2 separate regions of the Mus musculus genome follow, and region 2 is linked to region 1. Evidence: chromatin loops called from intact Hi-C (ENCODE). Cell type or tissue: left cerebral cortex. All regions are shown on one strand. Each heading gives the region's core, and the rest is flanking DNA. Links, peaks and the distances in the headings are about the cores only.

Region 1 (16,138 bases), core at 4,743-12,742:
GATTCATCAGCCTTGTGACCTTGCACAAATCATTTGCCTTTATGAAATAAGTCTCACATCTGACTGGTGGGCAGGAGAGTGATGCTTAGGCAAAGCGATCCTTGAGCTCTGCGATCCTTGCGCTTAGTGAGGCAGTACTGCCTGTTGTAGGCTGGAACTCAGGCATGCTTGATGTGGAATGGCTGCCCAGTGACCGCGCACACCTTCCTTCCCAGCACTTGGGACACCCAGGCAGGTGGATCTCTGTAATTTCAAGGTCAGCCCCCTTCTACTGAGCCAATTCCATGACAGCCTGGGCTACAGGGAGAAACACTGTCTCCAAACACACAGACAAGCAACAACAATGCAAACAATCAAACAAATAAAATTTAAAAAATTAAAATTAGAAGAAAAAAAGAATGCACTGTGGGGTTCCCCGAAGGATCCCAGTTTCTGTGTCTCCCTGACTAGAAGTCATGGGCGGAGTCACCTTTCCTTACTCTGTGGTGATGGGGAGATCGCTGGAGGAAATCTGAGCAACTTGGACAAACTGTGGGAGACAGGCCCAGCTGGAGCCAGCCGCTGGTCACCCTCTGGTGCTCAGCGCCAAGTCTGTAAGAGGAGTGTGCCGCAGCTGTAACGCCAGCTCCCTTCCTTTTCAACCAGGCTTCTATGTCTCAGCCAGCATTTAGTGTAGTTCAGAGGGGCTCTCCAGTAAACCTGTGCTGGCTGGAACCTGGCACACTGGCCAAGCTAATATTTCATACCCTGAACCTCCTCCCTTGGCAAACTCTCCCTAGACCCTGCAGGAAATATGGCTTTTCTTGAGAAAAAAAAAAAAAAAAAGACAGGGGTCTGGATATGGAAGGCACACCTGTAAACCAAGCACTCGGGAAGTGGGAACAAGAGGATCATAAGTTCAAGGACAACCTGGAGCGTGACACCGTCTCAAAATACCAAACACAAGCTAGCCACTCCAGCAGACAGAAAGCCCTGAAGAGAAGACATGGGGAATCTGTGACTTGACTTTACAACTAAGGGACTGTTCAATCCTTCAGTCATGGGTTATGCTCGATCCTCGACCTCTGGGAAATTTGAAGACCAGAGAGGGCAGGGTTTTACCAGCTGGGCTAGGAGGTGTTGGATCTGGGACCATTTCTCTGTGTATTATATGACTTAACTCCACCCACTTCATAAGTGGGGGAAACTAAGGCGTCTATTCCCCTATAAGTGAAAGTCATTTGGGGGAGCCTAGGTTCCTCTTCTCACCTAGGAATCCTGAAGACCCTATCATAAAGAGTCAGCTCATGGGGGCCAGGTGCTGCTCTGGGTCTCCTGAGAGCCTACTGTGATGTCCGAGTTGTGACAGTACGTAGAGGTCACCGGGGTAGTTCCTGACTTTACCCCAGGGCCATACACCAGTGTTCTGGAGTCTTTCCTTGAGACGTGGATGTCAGTAACCAAGAATACTAAGAATGGCCTCCAGAGATTGTTTTGACTGGTGATGCTTGCCACCCAGCTCCACAGGGCAGCTTTCCACCCCCACCCCTAACCCCAGTGACAGTCTTATGTAGCCCAGGCTGGCCTGGAACTTGTTCTGTAGCTGAGGGTGACCTTGAACTCCTGATCTTCCTACCTCTACCTCTCTAGTGTGTGCCTGCACTGAGTGCCCGTGCCTGGTGCTTTTATTTATCCATTCTTGCACTCAGAAGTTACTTCTGAAGCATGTGCCAGCTGCCAGATGTCATCCTGTGGGAGTGGAGCAGCAGAAAGGGGCCCTGCCCAGCCTCACAGTTCATATCACTGAGTGGGAACAGGCAATAAGTGAACATGTACAAAACACAAAGCCGGCTGGCCAGTCAGACACGGTGGGACAAAAGTAAGGGGACAGAAAGGGACTGTGTATGTTGCGGGTAAGCTATCTGCCAGGCTGGGTCAGGCAAGCGCCACAGCCAATTGGTTCGAAATGTGGATGTCAGGGATGACAAGTTCAGAAAGAAGGCTCTGCAAGGGTCTGGGCTTAGAGGCAGGAGCATGCCTAGTGCTGTGGCAAGGGCAGGGGGAAAAGGGGAGACTCTGTGGCTAGAGTGAAGGAGCCAGATGATAGCTCCACTTACTCCAAATGGAGTGGCCGCTAAAGGTACTCCTGTACCCCCACCATCTGGGGCTTCTCCAGCTGTTTAACACAATAGAATCAGAAAGGTGGATAAGTGAGCCAACGATCCCAACGGATGCTAGAAGCAGAAATCTCTGGATCCAGGACAGCCTGCATGCACTCGGGTGCCATGTGAGTTGAAGGACTGAGATGCACATGGCCCAGAGGCTCAGGCAGGGTGTTGACAGTGTTCACAACAGCTCCCAGTGGGATCCACCCTGGTGCCTCTCAGCAAAAGAAAGGATATTATGGTACATATCTGTAATCCCAGCTCCCACGAGGCTAAGGCAGGTATATTACTGTGAGTTTGAAGCTAGCCTGGGCCACATAGGAAGTGCCAGGAGAGTCAGGGCTACATGGGAGACACTGTCTCACTGTCTAAACACACACACACACACACACACACACACACACACACACACACACACGCACACACTCTCACATATACATTCACTCACACATAAGCACACATACACACTCATACACATACACTCTCACACATATACACACACTCACATACATATACAGAGCTTAGTGTGCTGTGTTCATGCCTATAATTCCAGCATCAAGAAAGCTGATGCAGAAGACTTGTCACAAGTTTGAGGCCAGAGTGGTTTGTTTAATGAGTTGTTCCAGGCCAGGCAAGGATACAAAGTAAGACCCTGAAAACACAAAATCAAGTTGCTGGAGAAACAGCTCAGTTTGCCTAGCATGCACAAGGTTCCAGGTTCAATCCCCAGCATTGGATAAATCAGACGTGTTGTCACATGCTTCTGATCCCAGCATTCAGGACGTGGAGGCAGCTGGGTCAAAAGTTCAGTCATCCTTGGCTACCTAGCTTGAGGTTAGGCTAGGCTAGAAAGACCCTTTCTCAAACCAAAACAAACAAGAGGTGAGGGGGGAGTAACTGAGGAGGGGGAGGGAGAAGCAGGAGGGGGGAGAAAAATGAGAAGGAAGAAACCAGAAAGGTCATATCAGAAGTTAGGTCCCGAAACAGAATATTAAACAGAGTCAACATTTTAAAAGAAACCACCAAGTCGGGTGCTGTGGCACACACCTTTAATCCCAGCATGCAGGAGGCAAAGGCAGATGGATCTCTGTGAGTTTGAGGCCAGGCTGGTCCAGTTCCAGGACAGCCAGGGCTAAGTAGAGAAACTCTGTATCAAAAAAACAAACCAAACCAAACCAAAAACCCAAGCAAATAAATAAATGAAAGACACTAGCATAGACTCAGCAGTATGAGCCAGTAGTCTGACATTTTGCTGAGTGAAGGAACCAGAGACACAGGACTAGGTAGCAAGCCTCCATCAGTGTTTTCCAGAGCAGACAAGGCAGTTTATGGTGAGAGCTGAGTCTGTGGTTCTCCTCTAGGGAGCTGCTTGGAAGGAGGCTCAAGAGAAGCGTCAGGCACACTGGAAGTGTTTTATCTTGATTGGCATCATGTAATGGCTTAATGGATATGCACGTACACATTTGCATGCCTGCTGTATACACAGTGGAGTTCATACAAAGGCTGAACAAGAGGATAATCCAGAAAACCCGTGTGGGCGGGTAAGCGTGAGGGAGGCTGCGGCTATGCCTTCCTCAGGATGGGTGCTTGTGAACGTTCCTGCCTCCTGGCACCACTCCAGAGTAACTCCACACTGTCTTCCAGAAAGCTGTCCCTTGCCCTGTCCACTCTCCCATTAGCTGCTGTCGCTGCTATGGCTGCTGGCAGCTGAGTGGCTCTGGGTTGCCCGGTGCTGTGCTGTTGGGCTTTGGGTTCCTTTGATTTTGTTTTCTTCTGTTGTTGTTTTGCTTCCTGCTGAGCACAAAGTACTTAAAATCATATGTCACCATCCACTGGCATCAGGTCTCCAGGCTTGGTGGGCAGTAAAGATCTCGGAATTAGGGGTGACACTTTGGTCAGAGTTCCCCAAAGCTAGGCCGGGGGAAGGGTGTGCATGTCTCAGGCTGGCCAAGCAAGGAGTTGCCAAACCCTACCCATGTGACTGCAAGGTACCTTCACTACCCATCCATCCTTCCCTATTAATGTTCCAAGCCCAGAGTGGAAGAGTGACTTGACCAAGGTCAGAGGAGTCGTATGCAGCAGATTCAGGTCAAGCTCTGGGTGGCTGGGAGGGCAAGAGGCCAAGTCAGGCCCATCCTGTGAGCAGGCTGGCGTCTGTCTGCATCCCCTGCTCTGAAGGGGACGCCCGGTGGATTAATGATGACCTACCAGGTGCTGTAGAGGGTGAACCCTGCCACCCCAGCCCTCCCTCAGGCTCACAGTCCAGCTCCACCTCCTCGCCTAGCCCCCTGTTTTATCTCCACAGTCTCCCTGTATCCTAGTATCGTCTTGGTATGAGTAGCCTGGTGCTCTACTAGGAGTGAGGAGGTGGCCTGGGGAAAGGATCAGAGATAACAATGGAGCTTGACTTAGCTACTTTGAGGATTCTTCTTTTTCCCACTCCCCGATTCCCCCAGTTTCACTCCCATCACTAGATAGTAGAGAAAGGATAGTGGAAAGAGAGTCAGAGACACAGAAAGACAGAAGGAGACCGAGGGACAGATCTGAATCTAATTTCTTTCCTTTTATTTCTTCTTTGAGTACAACTACTAACAAACCACAAGCCCCACATCCACCCAACAACCACCAACCCCACCTATCAGGACTCTAGTATTTATTTATTTATTTATTTTAAAGATTTGTTTATTTATTATATGCGAGTACACTGCAGCTGTCTTCAGACACTACAGAAAAGGGTAGGATCTTATTACAGATGTTGTGAGACACCACGTGGTTGCTGGGATTTGAACTCAGGACCTCTGGAAGAACAGTCAGTGCTCTTAACCGCTGAGCCATCTCTCCAGCCCCGGCTCTAGTATTTATGTACCCCCTGAAAAGTTCCCAGAATTCCAAACGTCACATAATCACAGAAACTCTCTGCAGCTGGCAAAACCATGCCTCTGCTAGAGCATGAGACAAATCATAGTCAGCTGCTGCGGACAGTGCAACACAGCCCCACATTCTCACACCTGGGATTAAAACAAAGCATATTCTTATAGTCGTTCTGTGTTTTTTAAGGAAATCAAAATTCTAGAATTCGTACTCCATGACACTGGTCTAGCCCAAGACCTGACCTTCCTTCCTTGTTCCTGTGGCTCTATGGCTCTCTCTGCCTTTCACAGAGCTATATATGTATCTGGGGCAGAAGCTGGCTCTGTCACCGCCATCCTGGCTTGTGGTACTTAGGTGTATGGTGGCGGCTGATGAATGCATTGTAAGAACTGCTCTAGTAAGGGTGTGATGGTGCCAGGGACAAAAGTGGGCTTTGATTATGAAGGAAGAGGCACATGGGGTGGGTGAGGCGGGATCCTGGTTTGGGCTTGGCTTGGGGAGGCCTCTGAGAGCTGGGTGGGTGAATTTGAAGGTCAGAGCATAAGGCCTCATGTGCTTCTCTAGGGCAGTGGAATTCTAGAATTCCAGGCCTTCTTTTCTGAGCTGGAGAAGAGGTCGTGGGGCCTGGCTGTGGGACTGTCAGGTCCCTTGGAGAGACTACAGGTGCAGGGACTTGGGTGTTCATTCCCCCTGGGACTTTTTGGCAGGGAGAAGCCCAGGCCACTCTCTCCAATCATCCAGAGCACTGATCCGTGGCTTTCACCCCTAAGAAGCTCCTGAAAGCCTGTAAGCCAAAGAGAGAGGAGAGAGAGAGAGCATGTGTGTGCCCAAAGCCACACGCGTCAGGGTGAGGGAAAACCTGGACCCTCCGCTGCCTAACCTCATTCCCACACCTCATGTCCATGCTGGCTGCCACATGACAATTGGCCAGCTCTGACCTCCGCTTACTATAGGTAAATTTGGAGCTCAAGGTTCTGATGCAGGCTGAGGGGAACACCCACTACTGTCAGAAAGCCTTTCCCAGTAATTCCTGAGGCTGCCTGATCACTCCAACAGTCTTCTCAAGAATTCCTTGAGTCCTTAGGATGGCTAATATTGATTGACACTTGATGTGATGGAGAACCACCCAGACTTTCCGGGTGCACCTGTGAGGGAGTTTTTAGATTGGGTTAACTACGTTGGGAAGACCCACTCTAAATGAGCGAGGTGTCTGTCATTCCATGGGCTGGGGATTCCTTGGGGATAGGGTGGGGAGGTGTGGGGGAGGGGGATTTGGGCTGAGTCCCAGCGTTTGTGTCTCTGCTTCCTGATTGCAGATGCACAGAGATCAGCTGTAGTTCTGGGGTTCACCTCCCCTCTTGGGGGGTGTCTGGACTCAAGTTGGAGGAACCGGTGGGGTCTGCGGGATCCGGGTCAGGTTGGGAACGAGTGATGGGGGATGGGGACCTTCATTGAGAATCTTAGTGTTACGGCTCTTTTAGACAAAGGCCTTCTCAGACGAGCTTTGGTGAAGCAGCTTTCTGAGGGAATCATAGCTTGTTTTGGATGCATACACTTTATTTGGGGTGAGCCAAAGGTTATATAGGTTTTGGGTTGAGGATATTCAGGGAGGGAAAAAGTCACTGGCTGATGGCTAAGCCTACAGAGATGCCTCATTTGCATGGGGAAGAATTCCAGAGGCTGTGCTACTGTGACTGCCTGTACCTACCTGGTTGCTGGGGGGTGGGGGAGGCCAGAGGGGGTGTCTCCAGGTCATGTGCTCCTTCCGAGACAGGCACAGAAACAGGGATGGGGCTATGTCTGCTCCTGCTGGTCTCAAGTTTAGAGATGTCTGGGGTCTGACCGTGCTCTACCTTGCCAGTTCCGTGTCAGGTCCTCTTGTGGCACAGTCCACGTGCCTCGCTGCCACGTCTTTCCCACCACGGTGGACTGCTTCCTCAAACTCTGAGTCAAAAATGAGCCCTTCCTGTCTTACATTGCCTTCGTTAGGCAGTAGCAAGGAGTAAGCAAGAAGCCAGGCAGGCCTCCTCCATCAGACTAGAGACCCCTTGCTCCTGGGCACCTCAGCTCTCAGGGCTGTGGTCTTTTTGTACTGACATTCACCCCAGAGCCCCTCCAGTCTGTGAGCCTGGGGCTGGAGGCCTGGTCTGGGTTAGGTTGGTGAGTGGTGATAGATCTTTCAGGCGATTCCTCCTGGCAGGAGCCCTGGGCCGTGTCTTATCTCTTCCTAAGCCCTCTCACGGAGTCTGACATAGAGGAGGCTGTGTGTATCCTTGGCAATGCCATTTGAGGGGACCTAGACAAGTCCAGGGATCCCCAACCCCAGCCCAGGATCTCCAGTTTATTATAAGTGCATTATAGACCCAGGGAGAATGCCTTCCCTGGCATTCTCTTCATGGGAAGGAAACTGAGGCAGCCCAGCCTGCTCTGGGCCTGGCGCCTCTGGGGACTCTGCTGACTTTTCCATACAAACCCCCTTTGGGTTTTATTTTGGCCTGTGTGGGGAGGCTGAAACCCTGGGGAGGGGTAACTTTTCTTTGGTGACAGGCGTGGGCCAAGTCCTCTTGGGCCTGTGAGAGCAGTGGGACCCGTCTGGGAGGAAACCACCGGCAGACACCTTATCAGGCCCTGCCGCCTGTTATCTGTGTCTCCTCAGTGAAAGAGCCACCATGCTTAGACCACTCCAGGCCCAGAACAAAAGCATCCAAGTCAGCTGGCGTCCCCGTGGCTCCACATCAGCCAGTGGCCCACACTGGATATTTGGGGGCGGGAGGGGGCGGCTGCCTGGCTGGCGACAGCCAGTCTGCCTAGACTCCCCAGGCCAAGTATCTACATGGCCAGGACCAGCCCCCCTCTCCCTAGAATGGGCTTGGGGCTCGGGGTTACCCCAGTGCTGCATGATCCTAATGAAATGTCAGCCACAAAGGACGGGACACAGAGGGGCCTGTCCAGGAACAAGGGCCAAGTGTTGGCGTGGGAGGAGGGCCGGGGCCGGGCTGGTCAACTGATTACTTGTAATAATTGCAGTGGACACCCTCGGGCCATGGGGCAGCCGGCGCCTGGCACCGGGTTCCTCTCCCCACTACCATGGGACGCATAGCAGATAGGGCCCAAGTCCAAAAACACCCAGAGCAGATTGCCAGCTGAGGCCTGGACATGGCCGTACACTTCCAGTCCCAGCACCCTGCTGAGGAGAAGCAAGCACTCGCTTGAAGGCTGCCTCCTCATTCAGGAAGTACCTGCTTGTCTGGCCTCTTGTGGGACTGTCATGGAGAGCTGGGCAGGTTGCATACCACACACCGACATCTGTCCTCTAAAGCAAGCTTAAAATCCTTGCTGGCAGGCAATGGTATAAACTCAGTCAGAGGTTGCGTCTCTGCTGGGAAGGGGCACCTCTGTATAGTGGGGGCCCTGGGGGACATTGAGATGGCATGTCTCTTTTGGTAAGATAGGTAGAGGTCATCTTCCAGATATGATAGAGATTGTTCAGTTAAGTCTGAGTTCCAGCGAAGCAATAGATGCGCGTTATCCAATGTAACTATGGCCTTTACAGCACTGCAGTGCTTAAAGTGTTGTGGGGCTGGTTGTGGCAGCCCAGCATGGAGGCCGGATGAAGAAGATAGTCTATGGGCCTGTCTTGTGGTGAACTGGTACCAAGCAAGGGTGAGCCAGGCTGCAAGGTCTGACACTGTCCAGGGCTCCCTCTGGTGGTCATGTGGAGATCAGGCTAGCCACCAGAAAGGCTTGAGCCTGTGCCACACTTTGGAGGCCACTGGCTGGGGGCTGTGTGTGGACTTATGAACTGTTTTTGAGACAGAGTTTCAAGGAGCCCAGGCTTGCCTCCAAGCTTCTGTGTAGCTGAGGCTGACCTTGAACTTCTGATCCACTCACATTTACAGCTTTTATTTTATTAAAAAAAAAAAAGATGTATCTATTTTATGTATATAAGTACTCTGTAGCTGTCTTCAGATACACCAGAAGAGGGCATCTGATCTTATTACAGATGGTTGTGAGCCACCATGTGGTTGCTGGGATTTGAACTCAGGACCTCTGGAAGAGGAGCCAGTGCTCTTAACCACTGAGCCATTTGTCCAATTCCTATGCTTGTTTTTAAAAATTAATTAATTAGTGTGTGTATGCTCGTGAGCACACACGTGTGTTTGGGCACTCGTGCATGCTCACTTATGCCCAAGTGCTTGTGTGGAAATCAGAGGACAGTTTTCATGAGCCAGATCTCTCCTTCCTTCCTTCCTTCCTTCCTTCCTTCCTTCCTTCCTTCCTTCCTTCTTTCCTTGTTCCTTCCTTCCTTCCTTCCTTCCTTCCTTCCTTCCTTCCTTCCTTCCACTGTGAGATCAGGGGATGGAACTCACGATGCATGCGTAAGATTTTCAGAACAAGATCTTTACCTGCTGAGCCATGGGGCCCACACCATGGCCAGGTTTTAAAAAACATGATATTGGGGACAAATGGAAACCAGGCCCTCATGCTGTGTTAGGCATGGAGCTCTGAGCTCCAGCTCTGACAGGGCATTTTCTTACAGAAAGCAGAAAGTCCAGTGTGAGGGGCGCTGCGTTTTGATCACCTACTTAGCCACTGTCTGTCAGTCATGGCCAATTTCGTTCCTTATGCAAACTTTCTGCCTCTCCTGGCAACTGGGTGTTTTTGAAGCAAATGCCAGGCATGTTATTTCATCCATAAACATGTCAGTATATATCACTAGGAGATAAGGCCTAAGGATTCCTCAAAGCTGGAGCCGCCAGGAATTCACCCAAAGCCCTTATATCACTCCTAAGAAGAGGGGCCCTGCACCAGGACGCCCCAGTCTCCCGAGACCCCCTTTAAAGTCTCCTGGCCTTTCATCCCCTTGGACAAGTGTTCCCATGCCAGGATTTCCTGTCTCTCACTGCCCCGGGCTCCTCAAGTGTAGTCTGCGACCTCCTTGGGGAATTCTCCTTGAAAGCGCTGTGGCTCCCACAACTACAGACAGTTCCAAAACTCATGCCTGCTTTGTTCTCTGCCCCTGCTATAGATGGCATTAGAGGGCCATTCTTGGGGACTCAGACTTCCTGGGGAATGTGAGGAAATATGCAGGGTTTCACAGAGGATCAAGACCCCAGATTTGGACCAGAGCCCCTGCTTAGGGCAGCTTAAGTGCCTGCTGTTCAATGACCGTTCCCCTAGGAAGTGTCTGACTCTGCCTCACTGAGAATTTTTTTGTGATCAGTGTCCTGCTCTGGGCCCTAAATAGGGAGCTGGCCTATTTTGGTGACCTTCTCCCTACCTGACCTCACCTCAGATTTGGTGGCCCCAGAGCCACTGGAGAGAGAGGAGCTGAGGGGTACAGAACTCCAAGAATCAGATGTGGTTCCCTTTCTTCAAGGAGGGAGAAATCGAAGTTCAGGGAAAGAGAGAAACTCGACCAGGCTCCCCAGCAAATAGCTGGCACAGTCAGGATTGGAGTATGCTGGTACCCGGATGCTTCCCTGGTGTTCAAGGACATTCCCTGGGCACATCCTCCTCACCAGGCCTCATTCAGCCACCAGTTGAGAGGCCAGCTCACCAGCCTCTTCTCTTCTGTTCTCTCACTAAAGAGACTCCTGAAGGCAGAACTCTGTGGGTGTCTGCAACGTCAATCCTTTCCTGTCATTTCTGAGCGGGAAAGGCACCGCCCTGTTTTCCAGAGGTGGAAACAGATGCCCAGAAAGATGCAGTGAACTGGCCACGGCCACACAGCTGCATAGTGGAGGCAACCAGATTAGATCCAGAGTCCCTGAACTATGGACGATTCTGCTTTGTGCGAACACCACCAGAGAGCGGCAACCCATCTAACAACCTTTGAGCCTTTGAGCTCCTGGCTGGTGGTTTCTCTGTATCACCTCTTGCTCTTCCTAATCCAAGCAGGGTGGGACTAACACTACACAGCCATTGCAGATGAAATGGCACATGTGCTCCCCCTGGTGGAGGGGTATGGAAATTTCCTCTCTCTTCTGCAAGGTTGGCTTGCTCCCGTGAGCAGCCTACCAACAGCTCTGTAACCTGTGATGATGTTTAATTAGCCTGTTGTATATTTGCCATTTTCTTCCTCTTTCGACCCAGTACTTCCCCATGTGCTGGCATTTCCCCTTGGTTTGGACCCTCCCCATCTCTCCTTGCTAAACATCCTTAGTCGTGGCTAAAACACAACTATCTCTGTCAGCTCTGTTTTCGGGAAAGCAGGGAGGATTAAGGTTACAGCAACTGGGGAGACTGGAGAACCTGAGAACCACAAAGATGCTCTCACTCTCTCCAGTCCAGGGACACTCTGCGGTGAGAGGTCTGTGCTCTCCCATGCCCCTGACCAGGGGCTGAGCCTTCCTTCTTCTACACTGGGATAAGACCATTTCAGAGAAGCAGATGAGAGCGGCTCTCTGCTCTCCACACAGGGTAAGAGTCCTGTTTTCTGAAACTTGGACAAGATACAGAAATACCAGGAAGGTCCTTGTGGGTACCACTTTGAGCCTCTCTGTACACTAGGGCCCTGCTCAGCTCTTAGGAGAACTTGGACAGTGATGTGCGATCTGCGTGAGCTGGGTAGCACATGGAACTAAAGAGGGTTCTCTTAGGAGGCAAGGTGGCCCACATGAGAGGTGGAGGCAGAAGAATATTCAAGGGAAGGCCAGTTGAGAGGCAAGGGTCATGTCACCTCCAGGTCTCCACCTTTAACGTCCTGCTGTCCACTGGTCATCCCCACCCTGAGATCCTGTGGGTCTTAGACATTCCTGCCTGTGCCTTTCCTGCCAGATGACTCCTCCTCCTCCACTCATGCATCATTCACAGCCGGTCAGTCTTCAAGCGCTTGTGTTCTGTTAGTCTCATTCCGTAAGAGTTATCCCTGAAACTACACAGTCTATGAGACTTGACAAATGTATAGCAAATGTGTAAACATCATGACAGTCAAGATATAGAGCCCTTTCATCAAGCCTTGCCATAGGCAACCCCTCCTCCCATCTCCAGCCTGGTCTCTGTTTTCTGTCCCCATAGTGTGCCTTTGCACATGGAATCTGGCTCCTCTCACTTGGCTCCAGGGCTTGGAAAGCCATCCACATTTGCTCCTTCCTGTCACCATTCGATGGCTTTTCATGGACACGGTGCCATTTGTTTATCTGCTTGCTGGATGAGGGACATTTGGCTTGTTTCTAGTTTGGGATAGTTATGAAGAATGTCACTGAACATGTTACACTTCTAGATTTTGTGCAAATATAGATGCCCGCTTCTCTGGGGTTGATCCCTACCAGAGGGACCACAGGGACATGTGTGTTTAGTTTCACAGCTGTGTGCCAAACTATAGTTCAGAACAGCTGGATCATTTCCAAAGTATAACTTTTAACATTTAAATCTTCACTTGGATATCAAACAAACAAGAAATCTAAACTAAAACAAGAACAACTCGTCTCTCTGTCATTCTCTCTTCCTCTCTCACCCTCTCTCCTCTCTGAGAGAAAGGGTTTATTCCATCTTACAATGAAAGGGTACAGTCCATCCTGTGGGGAAGTCAAGGAAGCAGGAACCTGAAGCAACTGGCCCACCCATACTCTGAAGGCAGACAGTGAGTGAGCTAGCTTTAGTTTTCATCAATGGATAGCAGGGAGTGGATTTTCTGGGTCAAGTGGTTGGTGTTTCCTAAGAAACTGTCAGGGCTGAGCTTTAACTCTGTAGGTAGAGTGCTTCCCTAGCATGCATGAAACCTGGATTCCATCCCCTGCACTTCACAAACTGGGAGGCAGAGGCACAAGGAGGAGACCCTACCTGAAGAAGAGGAGGAGGAGGAGGGAGAGAAGGAGGAGAGGGAAGAAGAAGAAGAAGAAGAAAGAGAAGGAGGAAGAGAAAGAAGAGGAAGAAGAGAAAGAGGAAGAAGAAAAGAGGAAGAAGAAAAGAGGAAAAGGAAGGAGGAGGAGGAGGAGGAGGAGGAGAAGGAGAAGAAGAAGAAGAAGAAGAAGAAGAAGAAGAAGAAGAAGAAGAAGAAGAAGAAGAAGAAGAAGAAGAAGAAGAAGAAGAAGAAGAAGCTTTCCAAAATGAACACTTACCAAATACAAGATTTTTAAAAATGTTTTGTGATGAAAAACATTTATTTGAGGTTCTGGGGATTAGAACTTAGGACCTTGTACTTGTTAGGTGAGCACTGTCCCAGTGAGCAACATAGCCAGCCCTGCTTTCTAACATCTGTGACAGCAGAAAGATTGTGTTCAAAGAGCTTCTGAGAACCATCATGGCTGCAGCAGTCACGCCTGCGTGGCTCACCAGCACCCCAATAGTTTAGATTGTTAGCATTATTTTGAAATGTATTTATCATTAGTGGGTGAGGGGAGGACTCGAGTGTGCCATGGCATGCATGTGTGAAGGTCAGAGGACGCTTTGTGGAGTCACTGTTTTGCCACTGTGTGATCCAGTGAGCAAACCTGAGTTATCAGGGTTTGAGTGCGGCAAGCCCCTCTACCCAGGAGCCATCTCACGGGCTTTTTTTTTTTTTTTTTCAAGACAGGGTTTCTCTGAATAGTCCTGGCTGACCTGGAACTCACTCTGTAGACCAGGCTGGCCTCGAACTCAGAAATCCACCTGCCTCTGCCTCCAAGTGCTGGTGTTAAAGGTGTGTGCCCACCACTGCCCAGCAAAGATTTATTTATTTTATGTATGTGAGTACACTGTAGCTGACTTCAGACACACCAGAAGAGGGCATCAGATCCCATTACAGATGGTTGTGAGTCACCATGTGGTTGCTGGGAATTGAACTCAGGACTCCTGGAAGAACAGCCAGTGCTCTTAACCTATGAGCTATCTCTCCAGCCCAAGAGACCCATTTTTTACGTCCCCTTTACCCAATCCTCCTCATCACTTTAATGGAAAAGTTTACACTTTATCCTTACTTCAACTTATATTAATTTAATTATCTATAAAGTGTAATTGCTAGGATTGGAGAAATGGCTTAGCAGTTAAGAACACTTGTTGCTCTTCCAGAGAACCCAATTCTATCCTCAGTGCCCTTGTTGGGTGACTCAGAACTCTCTATAACTCCAGCTCCAGGGGAAGGACTTACACTCACACATGCCCTTACACACACACACACACACACACACACACACACACACACAAGTTAAAACGCATCCTGACCCTTTTCTTAGACCAAGGTGTAGTCACACTTTCCTATATCTTGTTTTCTTGGTTGTCATCCCGCCGCCACCCCCGGCCCTGAGTTCCATTGTAGCCACAAAGTCCTCTCTTGTGTTGTCCGCCAAGCCTCCTGCGCATGGGTGTCCCTCATGTGATTCTAGCTACTGCTACAAATAAGACCACAGTTAGGAACTTTCTTTTTCTTTTCTTTTTTTAAGATTTATTTATTTATTTTATGTGAGTACACTGTAGCTGTACAGGTGGTTGTGAGCCTTCATGTGGTTGTTGGAAATTGAATTTTTAGGACATCTGCTCTCTCTGGTCAACCCTGCTTGCTCAGAACTCCAAAGATTTATTTATTATTGTACATAAGAACACTGTAGCTGACTTCAGACACACCAGAAGAGGGAGTCAGATCTCATTATGGGTGGTTGTGAGCCACCATGTGGGATTTGAACTCAGGATCTTTGGAAGAGCAGTCAGTGCTTTTACCTGCTGAGCCATCTCGCCAGCCCAGTTAGGGGCTTTCTGTTGACCCAGGAGCATTTGGCTGATGTATCTCTGTGGATATGCTCCGTGGTAGAGGGCTTGGGTCGTGTGCCCGAGGCCATGGGTTCAGTCTCCATAATTGCAAAGAAAAGAACAGCTCTGCGTCTGCCTCCCCCACGCCCAGCAGAACCACTTCCACATTCCCATCGCTCTCTGTAAGAGTGCCTGCTTCTCTGCAGCCTTCCCAGGAAGGAGAGTTGCCAAACGTTTGGATTTATGCCAATCTGATATTCGAGAGAAGGTCTCTTGGAGCAATTTGAATTTGCATTTCTTTTATTTGTGCTGTGTTAAAGGAAGCCTTTCAGAGGGTGGAGGACCATTTGCATGTCTCCTGTGAATCGTCTGATACAGTATTTAGGATCTTGTTTGTGCTCCTTCCTTCTCTCTCCTTCAAGGTAGAATCTTGTTATGCACCTCAACCTGACCTAAGCTTGCCATGCCTTAGCCTCCTAAGTGCTGAGCCACACCTAGCCTTGCATAGTGTGCGTGTGCGTGTGCGTGTGCGTGTGCGTGTGCGTGTGTGTGTGTGTGTGTGTGCGCGTGTGCCCATCCATGTGCACGTGCGGAGTCTAGCTGTCCTGCTCTGTCACTCTCTGTCTTATTCCCTCGAGACATCATCTCTCACCTAGCCTGGAGCTAGCCTGGCAGCCAGCAAGCTCTTCCTGTCTCTGCCACTACAGCACTGGGAATACAGGTGCCCATGAGGTCAAGCCAGTGGGGATTTGAACTCAGGGCCTCATGCGTGTGTAGCACGCACTCTTTCCCTCTGAGCCATCCCTTGAAAGGCCTCCACGCTCTGAGTGCCATAATGTTACTGTTCGTGAAATGAAATGACGGTCATGTCTTCCCTCTCTCACTTAACCTCCCCTCGACAGTTTCCTCCCCTATAAAATAGGGGCCATCGTAGCATGTCCCTTGTATGTTCCTTGTAAGGGCAAGTATGGAATGGGGTCTGGATATATTCCTTGTGACTGCGAGTGTGAAGTGTGGTTTGGATGCGGTGACTGGGTGGCCATTCTTGTCCCAGTCTGATGAGTCACTGAGGTCTGGAAAGGCACTTGATGACATGCATGGTAACCAGGTCTGAGGCTCTGGACTCCAGCCCAGGGTTCCCCCAACTACCCATATGATCTTCCAATGGCCTATGTGCTTGACCAAAGGGAAAATGATGAAGAAGTCCAAGGAAGCGGCAAGAAGTTTCTGCAGCACACCACCAGAAGTTTTTGGTGTGTTTCTCTCTATGGAGTCCTGACAAATGGAGCTCAACAATGCAACGTAAAGCAGACCAATCCATGCGCGAGCATCATTAGCGAAGACTCCTTCATCACGTGTCCTTTCACGTGCTTGCTTTCAGAGAGCATCTTGTCTGCTTTGGTAAAGAAGAGTAAGTCATGAGTCTGCCTTAGCCTTTCACCTGTGTCTACTTCAGG
Region 2 (16,138 bases), core at 3,679-11,678, 360 kb before region 1:
GACTGGCCTCGAACTCAGAAATCTGCCTGCCTCTGCCTCCCAAGTGCTGGGATTAAAGGCATGTGCCACCACACCGGGCAAAATAATTAATCTTAAAAAAAAAAAAAAAATTGGGCTGGTGAGATGGCTCAGCAGGTAAGAGCACCGACTGCTCTTCCAAAGGTTCTTAGTTCAAATTCCAGCAACCACATGGTGGCTCACAACCATCCATAACAAGATCTGACTCCCTCTTCTGATGTGTCTGAAGACAGCTACAGTGTACTTACATATAATAAATAAATAAATCTTTTAAAAAAGAAAAAAAAATTAACAGCACCATGCAGATGTTCTATAGGAATCGTCATTTCTCAATTAGGCTTTATTTAATGTTAGACTCCTATATTGATTGTGGCTCTCTTAGGATAAAAATCTGGCAGGCCTCTTTGTTATTTTACCACTATGTCCCAAAACCTGATACACAAGAGGTTCCCAATAGATATTTGCTGAGGAAAGGAATTTAAGATTTTCTTTAAAGATTTATTATTATATGTAAGTACATTGTAACTGTCTTCAGACGAACCATAAGAGGGTGTCAGATCTCCTTACAGATGGTTGTGAACCACCATGTGGTTGCTGGAATTTGAACTCAGGACCTTCGGAAGAACTGTCTGTGTTCTTAACCGCTGAGCCATTTCTCCAGCCCAAGAATTTCAAGCCAGGAACAGTGATACTCATTGTAGTCCTAACACTCAAGAGGCTAAAGCAGGAACCAGGAGGCCAGTTAGGGCAAAAGTCCTTCTCTATACACACAGTGGAATCCACAAAGCCCTGAGTTCAATTCCTAGTACCTCATAAACTACCTTGGGGCAAGGCAGTGCATGGACTTGTAATCCCAGCCCTCAGGAAGAGAGAGAGGATCAGAAATTTGTTATCTTCAGTTATGTGGCTGCGCCAACCCCAGACCAGCTTGGGCTACAATGAGAACCACTATCTTTAATTAGAAATAAAAATCTCCCGCTGGAAAGATGGCTGGGGTGGTTAAAACACAAATTGCTTTTGTAGAGGACTGAGTTCAGTTGCCAGCACCATACTTATATAGCTCACTAATACCTATAACTACTGCTTCAGGGGCTTTGACATCTGGCCTCAAGTGTACATATCCCCCAAGATACACACTCTTTTTGTTTGGTTGGTTGGGTTTTTTGTTTTGTTTTGTTTTTTCAAGACAGGGTTTCTCTGTATAGGTCCTAGAACTCAATATGTAGACCAAACTGGACTTGAACTCAGAAATTCACTGCCTCTGCCTCCCAAGTGCTGGGATTAAAGATGTGAGCCACCACTGCCCAGCAAGATACACATTCTTAAACCTTCAAAATTTCCTAAATTAAAACTAAAAATATGGGCTGGAGAGATGTCTCAGTGGTTAAGAGCACTGACTGCCTTCCAGAGGTCCTGAATTCAATTCCCTACAACCACATGGTGGTTCACAGCCATCTGTAATGGGATCTGATGCCCTCTTTTGGTGTGTCTGAAGACAGCGACAGTGTACTCATGTAAAAAAAAAAAATCTTAAAAAACAAAAACAGCTAAAGATATTATACTCAGGACATGTCTAAAACATCCCCAAAACTTCTAAATTTATTACTTCTTTAAATTTATGTTTGTTGTATGTATAATAAGAGTGCATTATGTGCCACCGGGGGAGGTCAAAGGACAACCTGTAATGACAATTTTGGAATTGTGGGTTTTGTTTTTTTGGGTTTTGTTTTTTTGGTTTTTCAAGACAGGGTTTCTCTGTGTAGCCCTGGCTGTCCTGGAACTCACCTCTATAGATCAGGCTGGCCTCGAACTCAGAAATCCGCCTGCCTCTACCTCCCAAGTACTGCGATTAAAGGCATGCCCAGTGGTGGTTTCTTTTTTAAAAAAAAAAAAAAGCACAGAAATGGGCTGGAGAGATGGCTTAGCAGTTAAGAGCACTGACTGCTTTTCTAGAGGTCCTGAGTTCAATTCCCAGCAACCACATGGTGGCTCACAACCATCTGTAATGGGATTCAATGCCCTCTTCTGGTGTGTCTAAGCAGCTACAGTATACTTACATACATAAAATTAATAAATCTTTTTTTTAAAAAAGCACAGAAATATTATTTCTTCATTTTAACTCCTGGTATGGGAATTGGCTGCTTCAGATTGCCCACAGCAGCTGGTATGACAGGCCTTGAGCTCTAATGCTGTAACGGCGATTCTGCTAACTGCAGATAGCTTCCTCAGGACTTTTCAGAGGGTAAAGGCCAGGATTGACTGCTTGCTGTTGGCTGTGGTTTTGTTTAGTGGTGAGCAAGAGAAGAAATAACACATCCTCAAGGTCCTCACCTTGCCTCAAACATGCCCCAAGGAACTTGACACTCCTCATCTGCAGGGTAAAGATAATGTTGCCATTTTTCCCCCTATCCTCTCGTTTTTTAGGGAGCCTAAAGGGTAGATTAAGGGTAGAGAAGGGTGGAAGAAAGAATCCACAAAGTAGCAAAGGACTCTGTGGGTAGAGTCAATTCTTTCCTTCCAGCTTTGCATGAGACCCAGGGATCACACTCAGTAAGGCTTGTTCCCCAGCACTATATCGCCTTTACTAGCTGTCCCCAATTCTAAATTTGTGACCGTAAATTTATAAAAACAAAGTACTGGCTCCTGATAATAAACCGCTACGTCTTTGAGTACCTTTAAATGTGGGAACCAAGGGTAGATTATAACTCTACCTAGGACCACTTGGCCTGGGTTCCAGGCCCAGAACAAGCACCCCAATCCTCAAAACATCTAGTTAGTACACTCAATCCCATTCTAATGGGAGTTTGAGAACAGGACTTAAAACTACAATAACCAGCAATTAACCAAAAAAGCACAGTGGGGCTTATCAGTAAACTGGTTTCTCTCAGTGTTTGTAAAGAATTAGATGTTCACAGCCCTTCCTTCTCTCCTTGACAACTGTCACACGTGTTTTAGACACTAACGAGTTAAGTCTCTTTCCCCCTCCAGGTCCTCAAACTCCCAGAGCAGTGTGCGTGACAAATTCAACATCCGATCCACAAGTCCTTCCCGGACCTGTTTCCAACCTACCGTTTTCCCTAGTTGTCAAAACAGGAGCTCCTCGCCCTAAAGGAAGTCCCACCACCCTCACTCTCGTCCCACCGTCGGCGCCAGCCCTAGGGATGTCACCTCTCCCTCGCCTCCCCTCGAGTCCGCTTCCCAGCCTCCCTCTCAGCTAGGTCCGTGCGCGCGGCTCCGGTGCAGGCCCGCCATCCTCCCGCGGCGCCTCCCACCCGCTCCGCCCGCTCCTCCTCAGCCCCGCTTCCGCCTGGCTCCTGGGTGAGACCCCATCTCCCGCGCCCCGCGCCGCCTTTGCAACGCGGGCTCCACTTCCAAAATCTGCGCTCACAGAAACCGGTCTCACCTCACCTAGACAGCGGCCGCCGCCAAGCGCGCCAACACCGCTTCTCGCGAGACTCGGCTCCGCGAGACAAGCTGAGAAATTTGGCGCCAAGGGTAGGCGAAGAGGCGTGGGAGGAGCCTAAGGGTCTGAGCCCCGCCCACCGCGCTCGGAAGCCCGCCTACCCATCCGGAATGTCTGGGACGGCAATGAGTTCTGGGCGCTTTATTAGCTCCAGAAATAGGTCTCCGGGTTTAGAACACGAACGATGGAAGCCAGGCATAATAGTGCACGCCTGGAATCCCAGCACTCGGAGGCTGAGGTAGGAGGATCGCCACAGGTTCCAGGCCAGCGTCTACGAGAAAAAAAAAAAAAAGAAAGAAAAGAAAACTGATTTGTAGAGGAGTAAAACGTAGTGTCAAACAACTTTGGCTGGAAAATTACTGCATCTTCAGAATAGCAAAATGCCACGACTATGAATTTTGTTAATTAAATAAAGATATGAGGAAAAGATTGTAGTTTGTAGTTAGGGTTAGACGTGTAGACCCAAAGAAATATGTCAAGAGCTGGAGAGAGGGCTCAGTGACTAGAGCCCTGACTGCTCTTCCAGAGGTCCTGAGTTCGATTCCCCAGCAACCACATGGTGGCTCACAATCATCTGTAATGGGATCTGATGCCTTCTTCTGGAGTGTCTGAAGACAGCTACAGTGTACTCACATACATAAAATAAATCTTTAAGAAAGAAAAAAGAAATATGTCAACAACAAAAAAAGGAGGGTTCCCTGTTTTCTTTAAAAGTATTGAATCCGGCCGGGCGAGGTGGCACACGCCTTTAATCCCAGCACTTGGGAGGCAGAGGCAGGTGGATTTCTGAGTTCGAGGCCAGCCTGATCTACAAAGTGAGTTCCAGGACAGCCAGAGCTACACAGAGAAACCCTGTCTCGAAAAATCAAAAAAAAAAAAAAAAAAAAAAAAAGTATTGGATCCAGTGTTTACCTTTAATCTTAGGCAGATCCCTGGAGTTCCAGGCCATCCAGTGCTACACAGTGAGATATTGTTTCAAAACAAACAACAAAAAGGGAGGGCAGGGTTGGGGAGATCCCTCAGAGGGTAAAGGACTCCCCCACATTGCATGATGAGCTGAGTTCAGATCTCCAATACCCAGGTTAAAAAACAGCTTGATATTACCCGGAATCCCGATTCTGAGAAGGCAAAAATCAGATTCCTCCAGCTGGCTAGCCAGCCAGCCAGGTTTAACTGATGTGTTCCAGGCACAGTGAGAGACCCTGTCTCAAAGGGGGGGGGGGGGGGCTGAGACATACAGATGGCTTAACCATTAAGAGTACATGTTGCTCATGTAGGGGACTCTAGTACACTCACATAGTGACACAGCCGTGTATGATTCCAGGGTATCTGAGGCTCTCTTCTGACCTCCAGAGAACCAAGCACTCTGTAGATTTATGTATGTATATCATGGTTTATGTATGTATGTTTATATGTGTGGATATGTATGTAAATATGAATGGTTTATTCATGTAGTTATGGGTATGTATAGATGCATATATGGTTTATTTATGTATGTAGGTTTATTTATGCATGGGTATGTATGTACACAGGCATATATGTATTACATACACAACCATACATATAAAAGTATTTTTTAAAGATCTATTTATTTATTATATGTAAGTACACTATAGCTGTCCTCAGATACTCCAGAAGAAGGCATCAGATTTCGTTATGGATGTTTGTGAGCCACCATGTGGTTGCTGGGATTTGAACTCGGGACCTTCAGAAGAGCAATCGGCACTCTTAACCACTGAGCCATCTCTCCAGCCCCACAGGAAGTCTTTTTTAACAATGAGATTGTGAGGGAAGCAACCAGTGCTCACCTCCTGATTCTGTACCTCACACCCACATACAAAATAAAAGCAGAGCTGGGTGGGGCTGGAAAGATTGCTCAACAGTTACGAGTATCTCGTGCTCCTGTGTTAACTCCAAAGATTGGAGGAGAAAGAACACCGACCCAAATCATCATGGCCAAATTAATTAAAGCAAGCTTTTTCTTTATTCCTGCACACCTAAAAGCGGGGATCAAGAGATCAGCCTTGGGCGTGAGGAAGACAGGGTTTTTAAAGCTCTGGGGTGAGTGTTTCCAATGGAGGGGGTTGGTGAGGAAATAGGCAGGGTTACAGGAGGAGAACATAAGCATGACGCATGACACGTTAGTCGTATCGCCCTCCTGACACACAGACATAATTACAAGGTGGTCATACAAGGTTGACTTAACCTTTTTTTTTTTTTTTTTTTTTAGATTTGTTTATTATATCCAAGTACACTGTCGCTATCTTCAGATGCACCAGAAGAGGGCATCAGATCTCATTACGGATGGCTGTGAGCCACCATGTGGTTGTCGGGATTTGAACTCAGGACCTTCGGAAGAGCAGTTGGTGCTCTTAACCACTGAGCCATCTCTCCAGCCCAGCTTTTTGAACCAAAGGAAGGATTGCAAGATGGTTGTTCCTGGAACAGGAAGTGCAAAACCATTTGTAGTTAAGATTACAGGTCAGCCGGGCCTTTAATCCCAGCACTGAGGAGGCAGGGGCAAGTGGATTTCTGAGTTCAAGGCCAGCCTAGTTATAAACAGGAGTGGGCCTAGTTTGTCGTTACTATAAGATGGCTTTTAAGTCTAAGATGGAGGCAGGTTGGTTCATCACTTTCAGGGAACCTAGGTTCTGTTCCCAGAACCCACATGGCTACTCACAACCACCTATAACTCTAGTTCCAGGAGGTGTGATGCCCTCTTCTGACCTCTGGGGGCATTGCACACACCAGTGCAATGGAGATAAAATAGTCAAACAGAGAAAATAAAATAAATACACCTTAAAAATGTAGTCATCGGGACAGGAGCAATCCCTTAGCAGATGAAAGCACTTGTCACCAAGTCTGACAGAGCTCCATCCTGGGGACCCACTAAGCAAAAGTTGTTCTTTGACTTCTACATGTGGACCACAATATGCATACACACACACACACACACACACACACACACACAGGAACACACAGGAACAAATACACACAATTGATTGATGAATAAAAAAATTTTCGGGCTGGTGAGATGGCTCAGTGGGTAAGAGCACCCGACTGCTCTTCCGAAGGTTCAGAGTTCAAATCCCAGCAACCACATGGTGGCTCACAACCATCCCTAATGAAATCTGATGCCCTCTTCTGGAGTGTCTGAAGACAGCTACAGTGTACTTACATATAATCAATAAATAAATCTTTAAAAAAAATTTTTTTTTCTTGCCGGGCGTGGTGGCGCATGCCTTTAATCCCAGCACTCGGGAGGCAGAGGCAGGCAGATTTCTGAGTTTGAGGCCAGCCTGGTCTACCAAGTGAGTTCCAGGACAGCCAGGGCTATACAGAGGAACCCTGTCTCGAAATAAACCAAAAAAAAAATTTTTTTTTCTCAAGCCAGGCGGTGGTGCACGCCTTTAATCCCAGCACTTGGGAGGCAGAGGCAGGTGGATTTCTGAGTTTGAGGCCAGCCTGGTCTACAAAGTGAGTTCCAGGACAGCCAGGGCTACACAGAGAAACCCTGTCTCGAAAAACCAATAAATGAATGAATGAATGAATGAATGAATGAATGAATGAATGCAGCCGAAAAGGTGGCTCCACTGTTAAGAGCACTTCCAGAGAAGTGGAGTTGAGTTTCCAGAACCTACATGAAAATACAATCATCTGTAACTCATTTCAGGGGATCTGCTGCCCTCTTCAGGTCTACGCAGGTACTGGAGACACATGTGGGGAACACAGACATTCATGCAGAGAAAAATTCATACATATTAATATAAATACATTTTAGAACTTTAAAAATATTTTTTAAGCCGGGCATGGTGGCGCACGCCTTTAATCTCAGCACTCCGGAGGCAGAGGCAGGCGGATTTCTGAATTCAAGGCCAGCCTGGTCTACAAAGTGAGTTCCGGGACAGCCAAAGCTATACAGAGAAACCCTGTCTCGAAAAACAAAAACAAAAACAAAATTTAAAGATTTATTTGTTTATTTATTTATTTACTTATTTATTTACTGTAGCTGTAATGATGGTTATGAGCTATTATGTGCTTGTTCGCTCTGGTGGGCCCCGCTTGCTCCAGTTGCTCCAGTCTAAAGATTTAATTATTACTATATCTAAGTACACTGTAGCTGTCTTCAGACACACCAGAAGAGGGCGTCAGATCTCATTACAGATGGTTGTAAGCCATCATGTGGTTGCTGGGAATTGAACTCAGGACTTGTAGAAGAAGAGCTAGTGCTCCTAGTCTCTGAGCTATCTCTCCAGCCCACTTAAAAATATTTTTATGGCCGGGCGTGGTGGAGCACGCCTTTAGTCCCAGCACTTGGGAGGCAAAGGCAGGCGGATTTCTGAGTTCGAGGCCAGCCTGGTCTACAGAGTGAGTTCCAGGACAGCCAGGGCTATACAGAGAAACCCTGTCTCGAAAAAAAACAAAACAAAAAACAATTTTTTTATGTTTTATTTTCATATTTGATACATACAAACTATTCCAAAATATGTTCTATGGAGCCATAGCTATGGATAAGTAGTAGAATGATTGTTTACCACCTAAAGGATCTGGGTTCAATTCCCAGCGTCGCAGGAAAAAATAAATAAATAATGGGGGAGGCAGAACGATGGCTCAGTCCTAAAGCGCACTTGCCTGTGACCTGAGTTTGATTTCTTGGGCCTAAGAATAGAAGGAGAAAATCAACTTCCCCAAGTCATCCCCTGACCTCCAGACATGCTGCGGCATACTAGCACGCGTGCGCGCGCGCGCAGAAAGAGAGAGAGAGAGAGAGAGAGAGAGAGCGAGAGAGAATGAATCACACTTAAATAAATAAATAAATGTGAATAAATAAAATGTAATTTTATCGTTCTAAGAATAATTTTATAGCTGTGTGGTGGCAGTGCACACCTTTAATCCCAGCACTTGGGAGGCGGAGGCAGGCGGTTCCAGGATAGCCAGGCTACACAGAGAAACCCTGTCTCAAAAAATACAAAAACAAAACAGAACATTACAAATAATTTTTTAAAGATTTATTTATTAATTTATTAATTATGTATGCAGAAGAGGGCACCAGATCTCATTGCAGATGGTTGTGAGCCACCATGTGGTTGGTGGGAATTGAACTCAGGACCTCTAGAAGAGCAGTCAGTGCTCTTAACCACTGAGCCATCTCTCCAGTCCACAGATAATTTTATTAATGCTCTCTATTTTCTTTTCTTCCTCTCTTTCTCTTTCTTTTTTTAAGAGTTATTTATTGTATTTTGAGTTTTCTGTCTGGATGTACACCTGCATGCCAGAAGAAGGCATCAGATCCCATTACAGATGGTTGTGAGTCATCATGTAGTTGCTTAGAATTGAACTTAGGACCTCTGGAAGAGCAGACATCTTAACTGCTAGCCGGGCGTGGTGGTGCATGCCTTTAATCCCAGCACTTGGGAGGCAGAGGCAAGTGGATTTCTGAGTTCGAGACCAGCCTGGTCTACTGGTCTACAGAGTGAGTTCCAGGGCTACAGAGAAACACCCTGTCTTGACAAACCAAAAACAAACAAACAAACAAACAAACGAAAAAGACTCTTAACTGCTGAGCCATCTCTCCAAGCCCCCTTTCTTTCCTCTCTTTCTTTCTTTTTTTTTTTTTTTTTTAAATATTTATTTATTTATTATATGCAAGTACACTGTAGCTGTCCTCAGACACTCCAGAAGAGGGCGACAGATCTCATCACAGATGGTTGTGTGCCACCATGTGGTTGCTGGGACTTGAACTCAGGACCTCTGGAAGAGCAGTCGGCACTCCTAACCGCAGAGCCATCTCACCAGCCCTGGTTGTTTAATTTTTTTTTTTTAAAGATTTTTTATTTATTATTATAGTAAGTACACTGTAGCTATCTTCAGACACACCAGAAGAGGGAGTCAGATCTTGTTACGGATGGTTGTGAGCCACCATGTGGCCGCCGGGACCCGAACTCTGGACCCTCGAAAGAGCAGTCGGGTGCTCCTACCCACTGAGCCATCTCACCAGCCCTCTTTCTTTCTTTTTTAACAGAATATTACTACATAGCTCAGGCTAGCCGGCTGAGATTAATGGTGCTCCTCACTATACCCAGATTTCTTACTTTTTATGTTTAATATTAATTAGGTGTCTGTGTATGGGTAAGCGCACATGAATTTAGGTGCCCAGGGAGGCCAGCTGGGTGGGATCCCCTGAAGTTGTAGTTGCAGGTATTTGTGAGCTGTCTTTTGTGGGTGTTGGGAACAGAATAGAACTCGGCGGGACTCTACATGTTATTGATGAATGAACTGACTCTCAGACCCCCATTTACCACTCCTTCTGAAAATACTTTAGGAATATATGTATCATTTCATATATAGACTCAAATGATACTTTATTCATTATCACTTGCTCTCTTCACATTTTTATATTATTTTTTATATTTGCACCTGAGTATGTGAATAATGTTTGTGCACTGCCCAAAGAGGCCAGAAGAGGGCATTGTATCTCTCAGAACTGGGGCTACAGGCAGTTGTGAGCCACCCTGTGGAGGCAAGGCCCAGAATGAAGGGTCCTCTGGAAAGGGAAAACATGCTCTATAACCCTCAGCGATCTCCCAAGCCTCTCTTTCTTTCTGTGTTCATTTTTTGTCTGTTTTTATGTGTACATGTGTGTTTGCCTGTACATGTGTCATGTACATACAGGTTCCCAAGGAGGCCAGAAGGCCTGGAATTTCCCTGGAGCTGGAGTTCCCAGCAGTTATAGGCTACCCTATGGGTGCTGGGAACGGAACCCTAGCCTCTGCAAGAGCAGCAAGTGGTTTTAACCACTGAGCTACTCTCCAGCTCAGATTTCTTTGTGTTTTGTTGTTGCTACTTTGTGTTGTTTTATTTGGGGAGGAAGGGAGGTGAGGTTTTTCTTTCTGTTTTGCTTTGTTTTTTTGTTCCTTTGTTTGTTTCATGTTCTTTACATGGGTCTTACTATGGAGATGTGGCTGTCCTGGAACTTACTATATAGACCAGGTTTGCCTGGAACTCACAGAGCTCGACCTCCCTCTGCCTGCCACCCCCAGGAGAACCAGAAACTGAAGACATGCACCAACACACCCCACACAGCTGATAGCACTTGCCTCTGTCCTTAGAAAAAAACAGCAAGCCGGGTGGTGGTGGCTTACTCCTTTAATTCCAACACTTGAGAGGCAGAGGCAGGCAGATTTCTGAGTTCGAGGCCAGCCTGGTCTACAAGGTGAATGCCAGGACAGCCAAGGCTACACAGAGAAACCCTGTCTCGAAAAACAAAAACAACAACAACAACAACAACACCAGGGTGTATGGTTTCTGTTTGGGCTCACTTTTTCTTTTCCATATTTTGTCCTGTGGTGCCTTCACTTTGTTGCATTTAGCTATTCAGAAAATGTCCATGGTTGTACACTACACCACAATTTATTTAACATCCCTTTTATGGGTAGGTGTTTGGAAAATTGCTAGTTGATTTCTAGTTGTGCAACTGTATGCAGCACTGCCTCTGACCATGTGTATGTATGCAATATATATGTATGTATTCATATATATGTTAATTTAAGAAGCAAAGACCTGAAAAGACAAGAGGCAATAGGATCTAGGTCACAGATGGAGCAGGTGGCGTCTGATGGGAAAGTGGGCCAGTTCACTCCCATAGGAGTTGATGTGGAGGCGTGTTAGGTTTGTAAGAGAAAGCCAGGATCTGAGAAGATGACCAAGTCACACCAGAGTTGAGGTTCTGTCGACTAAATGCAGTAGAGAGAAAAACGTAAAAGAAAGAAGGTATTTGCCAGTCCTTGGGTCTGCACTGAATGGAGAGCTCAGAACTAGAGAAGGCTGAGGGAGGGGAGTTTAAGTGAATTTGACATCTCAGTAGGGCCTAGGGGTTTCTTTCTGGGATTGTTGCCAGCAAAAGGAGAGAGTTCCAGTTCCTGCAGCTGGAAACCGTGCCCACTGGAGGGTACAGGGGCCGACTGTATCAAAGGAGTTCCCCTTCTCATAGGCCAGATGCAAGTGACCTCAGTCCCCTTGTGGAAACTGGGGGCCCTCCTGGGATCCCTACAAATTCAGTGGGAGGTTATATAGTGGTCTTGGCCTCAGAACTTGAACTTGGACTCTTCTTCCAGTTTCAATAATAAGACCTGAGGCTTGTTTGTAGACCAGGGTGGCCTCCAACTCACAGAGATCCACCTGTCTCTGCTTCCCAAGTGCCGGAATTAAAGGCATATACCACCATGCCCAGAAAGAGATGGTTTTAAACATTTAGAATGTTTAATAAATGAAATTGTATGATAAGAACCTATTTGGTGCGTGGCTTCTTTCATTCTGCTTGGTTACTTTAAGATTCACACATGTTGTATATGTTAATAATTATTGGTTGCTGAGTAGGATATTATTTTACAGAAAGGTCACAATTCCTGTCCTCATTAATGCTAGGCAAATGCTCCACCACTGAGTCACACTGCCAACCACTGGCTCACTCTTTTGTGTTTAAAAGATTTTTAGCTGGTATTGGTAGCACACACCTTTAATTCCAGCACTCGGGAAGCAGAATTTCTAAGTTCCGAGGCCAGCCTGGTCTACAGAGTGAGTTCCTGGACAGTCGAGGCTTTATGGAGAAGCTGTTTTGAAAACAAATGTTTAAATTTTATTTTTAATTGTGTGTGTGTGTGTGTGTGTGTGTGTGTGTGTGTGTGTAAAAGAAAGGAATTGGCAGACATTGAATGCAGTGTCAGTGGAGTCCAGAAGAGGGCGATGGATACCTTCGAGCTAGTCACAACCATTCAGCTAGACTGGTGGGCCAATCCAGCAATCCCTCTGTCTCTGGCAATCCGTCTGTCTCAGTATTCTGTCTGTCTGTCTGTCTACCTCTCTACCTCACTATCTACTTGATAAGTTTTTTCTCAGCGGGCGGTGAAATAAACCAAGTCAAACCAGATTAGAATATATTAAAGACAGGTTTATTGGGAAGCTGTTCTCAGGCGAGTACACTGGCCCCAGGGACGGAGGCCACGGAAGTCACCATAGTGATTGGGGGTTGGGAGAAAGAGATAAAGGGAGTGCTCAAAGAGAGAGAAGGCTCAGCGGTTAAGAGCACTGACTGCTTTTCCAGAGGTCGCGAGTTCGGGTCCCGGCGGCCACATAGTGGCTCACAACCGCCCTCTTCTGATGCCCTCATCTGGTGTGTCTGAGGTCAGCTACAGTGTGCTTAAGATATAATAGATAAATCTTTAGAGAGAGAGAGAGAGAGGGGGGGGAGGGGAGGAAGGAGGGAGAGGGAGTAAGGGAGCACGCAAATTATCTGGATTACATAGGGAAGAATCTCTGGGGGAAGGGCAGCCTAGTCCCTAGTTTGGAAAGTTCAGAGGTGGGTGCAGGATATACCAGGTAGGGACTGAGGGTTGCTGGGAGAACCCGGAAACCAGGTCTGCTTTGATATGTAAAATAAACCTCAGTCCCTTGGTACTGAGGTCCAAAACCTACCTACTTACGGATCTGTTTATTTACTCCATGGGAGTCAGAGGTCCAGACTCCGGCCCTCAATTGTTGTTGTTCTTTTGGGAACTCAATCTGTAGACCAGGCTAGCCCTGACCTGCCTCTGCCTCCCGAGTGCTGGGATTAAAGGCGTGCTCTGCAGCCACCCAGCGAGGTCCTCATTCTTGTGCAGCAAGCACTTTACTGACTGATCTTCCTCCCCGACTCTGTCAATGAGGACAAACTAATACAGCAGGATACATAGCTTAACAGACGAGCAGAAATGATCATAGAACTTGCAGAGATAGATCTGCCTGCCTCTGCCTCCAGAATGCTGGGATCAAAGGCGTGCACAACCGCAGCCCAGCCTGTCAACATCTTACAGTTCCTCTCAAGTGAAGAAAAATCACATTTTGTGTGTGTGTGTGTGTGTGTGTGTGTGTGTGTGTGAATGCTGAAATGAGTATCTGTTGTACACAAATCTGTGTGAGGAGCAGATGAAGCCCTGAGAGAATGTTATCATTGACAAGGGCACTATTCTCAGCCCACAGGAAGAGCAAAGCCTTCTCTGGTAAGTGCTGAGAAACAACTGACCTTTCACTAAAACCAGGGTACAGAAAGTCTTGTAGTAGGTTCCTCTTCACCGAGGCTGCGAAGCTGCACTACAGAGACGTCCCCTGGGGACCAGCTAACCCCTCCAAGTCATGTAGTAGGTGGCCTCCATCAGCAAGCAAAGCCCACATGACCCCAGCCTGTGTGTCTGTTGTTTCTTCCATTGTCTGCAATTTCTTCACTTCTGTGTTGACACAGTCAGGTTTCCAGCCCTGCAGGATGTAGCAAAATTTGAACATGGTTGTGAAATTTAATGCTGGGGGGGGGTACCTTTGGCATGCCCATGCCAAGGTGTGCCACTGAGTAATGATGCCATGTGCCAGATCTGGAGTGAAAGGGTTATTGGGGGAAGGGAAAGGAGTGAGGACCAGGGAAGGAGAGAGGCAGATGAGTGGGCAGGTGGACAGGCAGGTAGATGGGGAGAGCATCTTCTCTCAGCAAGAGCACACTATTTACAGAGAGAGAGAGAGAGAGAGAGAGAGGAGACACACAGAGGAGAGACAGACACACAGAGGAGAGACAGCAGACAGACACACACACACACAGAGGAGAGAGATACAGACAGACAGATGAGAGAGATACAGACAGACACACACACAGATACACACACACACACATGAGAGAGAGACAGAGACAAAGACACAGAGACAGACAGAGAAAGAATACCAGAAACAGATATTGGGGCCTGGGGTGGCTGACAGTCCTTTTATCCAGTTTCACACACCTGCTGTCCCACCTGGAGGTAGCAGGCCATGACATAAGCAATTGCTAAGTCCCTGAGGGCAGGCCAGAGGAATCACCTGTCCTCTAACACACAACTTTTTAGCATTCTGTCTAAGCTCCATCCCACAGTTACCTGGCAACAACTAGGTAGGCCTGACCCATTATAAAAGGGGCTGCTTGCCCCCTCCTCACTCTCTTGCCCTCTTAGTCTCTTGCTCTTTCCTTCTTGCTACTGCTTTGTCCCCTCCCCCCTCCCCCTTCCCTTCTCCCTCTCTCCATGGCTGGCCTCTACTTTTCTACTTTTCTACCTTTCTACTCTCTCTGCCTTTTTCTGCCTCTACTACCCTCATAACCCCCTCTCTATGCCCTGAATAAACTCTATTCTATATGATACTGTCCTGTGGCTGGTCCCTCAGAAGGAAGGGATGCCTCCTTCTGAGGCATGGGCCCGCAGAGGCATCCCCTTCCCCATACCTCACCACACCTCCATAGAACATACCTCCCCTCTTTATCTTTTTATAAACACATCACAATTCATGAGTACCCGGGCAGTGGTGGTGCACACCTTTAATTCCAGCACTTGGGAGGCAGAGGCAGGCAGATTTCTGAGTTCGAGGCCAGCCTGGTCTACAAAGTGAGTTCCAGGACAGCCAGGGCTACACAGAGAAACCCTGTCTCGAAAAACCAGAAAGAAAAAAAAATTCATGCGTATTCCTCCAAAGTTAAGTTTTAAACTTGAGTTATATGCACCAGGGATATAATAGAAAAGCACTTAAATTTTTTTAGTTAATGTTTGTTTTCATTTTGAAATATTTATTTAATTTTTAATTTGGATGAGTGTTTTGATTGTATGTGTATATGTGCAGCACATGCTGGTCTGGAAAACACTGTATCGACCAGGTTGACCTTGATTTGACTTTACCTGGGATTGGAGACTGTACAAACATGCTAGGCAGGAGCTAAATTTTAAGCATTTTAGAAGTATAATCCATTACCTGGGTATTTATGGTCCTGTCAACCTTGCAGCTGCTCCTGCTGAATAAGTCACGTGTGAAGCCAGAAGCAAATGGCCCCTGCCTCCTAGGAGATACAACTGCTTCCTCAGGTCCTCAGGTCAGCCATTCCAACTGCAATGAAGCCACTGGGGTTATTTTGATAATCTTTTTTTGTTTGTTGGGTTTTTTTTTATTTATTTGTTTTTAATGTACTTTGGTATTTTGCCTGTATTTATGACTATGTGAGGGTACCAGCTCTCCTGGAATTGGAGTTACAAACAGGTGTAAACTGCTATGTAGGTGCTGGGAATTGAACCAGGGTCCTAACCTCTGAGCCATCTCTTCCAACTCTTGATAACCATTTTTTTATTATTTATTTTATGTATATGAGTGCTGTATTGGCGTGTACACCTGCGTGCCAGATCCCATTATGTGGTAGCCAGCGCCATCTTGTAATGGCAAGAACGACGCTGCAACAAGCAGCTAGGCAGGAGCTAAATTTTTAAATTTTCTGCACACATTTATTGGGAGAGCATTGATTGCATAGGCAAAAGACCCTGAGCCCAGAAATGGTGCTGCTTATATAGGCCTAGGAGTGACGTGTCCATACCTGATTGGTTATGCTACCAGTACCTCATTAATATGCATCCGGCCAGGCAGTGACTCGGCCAAAAAACAAAACAAAACAAAACAAAAAACCAAAAAACTCTTATGCACATGCGCACATTGGTTGTTTACCCATAATCATGGGCGGTGGCTAGTGGTAGGCAGCGCCATCTTGTAATGGCGTTTGCGGCTTCCCACACCATTACAAATGGTTGCTGAGACACCTTGTGGTTGCTGGGAACCAAACTCAGAACCTCT

What was found. Hi-C counts contacts between places; a loop is a spot of excess contacts. Peaks named below come from ENCODE experiments on the same cell type or tissue, not always from the same donor. Only the 100,000 strongest peaks of a DNase experiment are listed, where the experiment ranks them.
Region 2: a loop joins it to region 1, with 2.9 times the contacts of the local background. A loop is called at or near these places in 4 of 42 quality-filtered maps.

What each region holds. Positions count from the first base shown.
Region 1 is chr9:63,911,007-63,927,144 of GRCm38, reverse strand. No RefSeq gene overlaps it. Among named protein-coding and RNA genes, the nearest start is that of Gm36033, 25 kb to the left of the region's middle. In left cerebral cortex, for the core only: CTCF peaks have their summits at 8,729 (motif pointing left) and 10,980 (motif pointing left); DNase peaks (open chromatin) are centred at 8,036, 8,714 and 10,962; H3K27ac peaks cover 404 bases.
Region 2 is chr9:64,268,936-64,285,073 of GRCm38, reverse strand. Tipin (timeless interacting protein) reads right to left here and starts at 3,489. Exons shown (of 8, transcript NM_001324557.1): 1 at 3,427-3,489. In left cerebral cortex, for the core only: CTCF peaks have their summits at 7,172 (motif pointing left) and 9,934 (motif pointing right); DNase peaks (open chromatin) are centred at 7,184 and 11,114; H3K4me3 peaks cover 271 bases.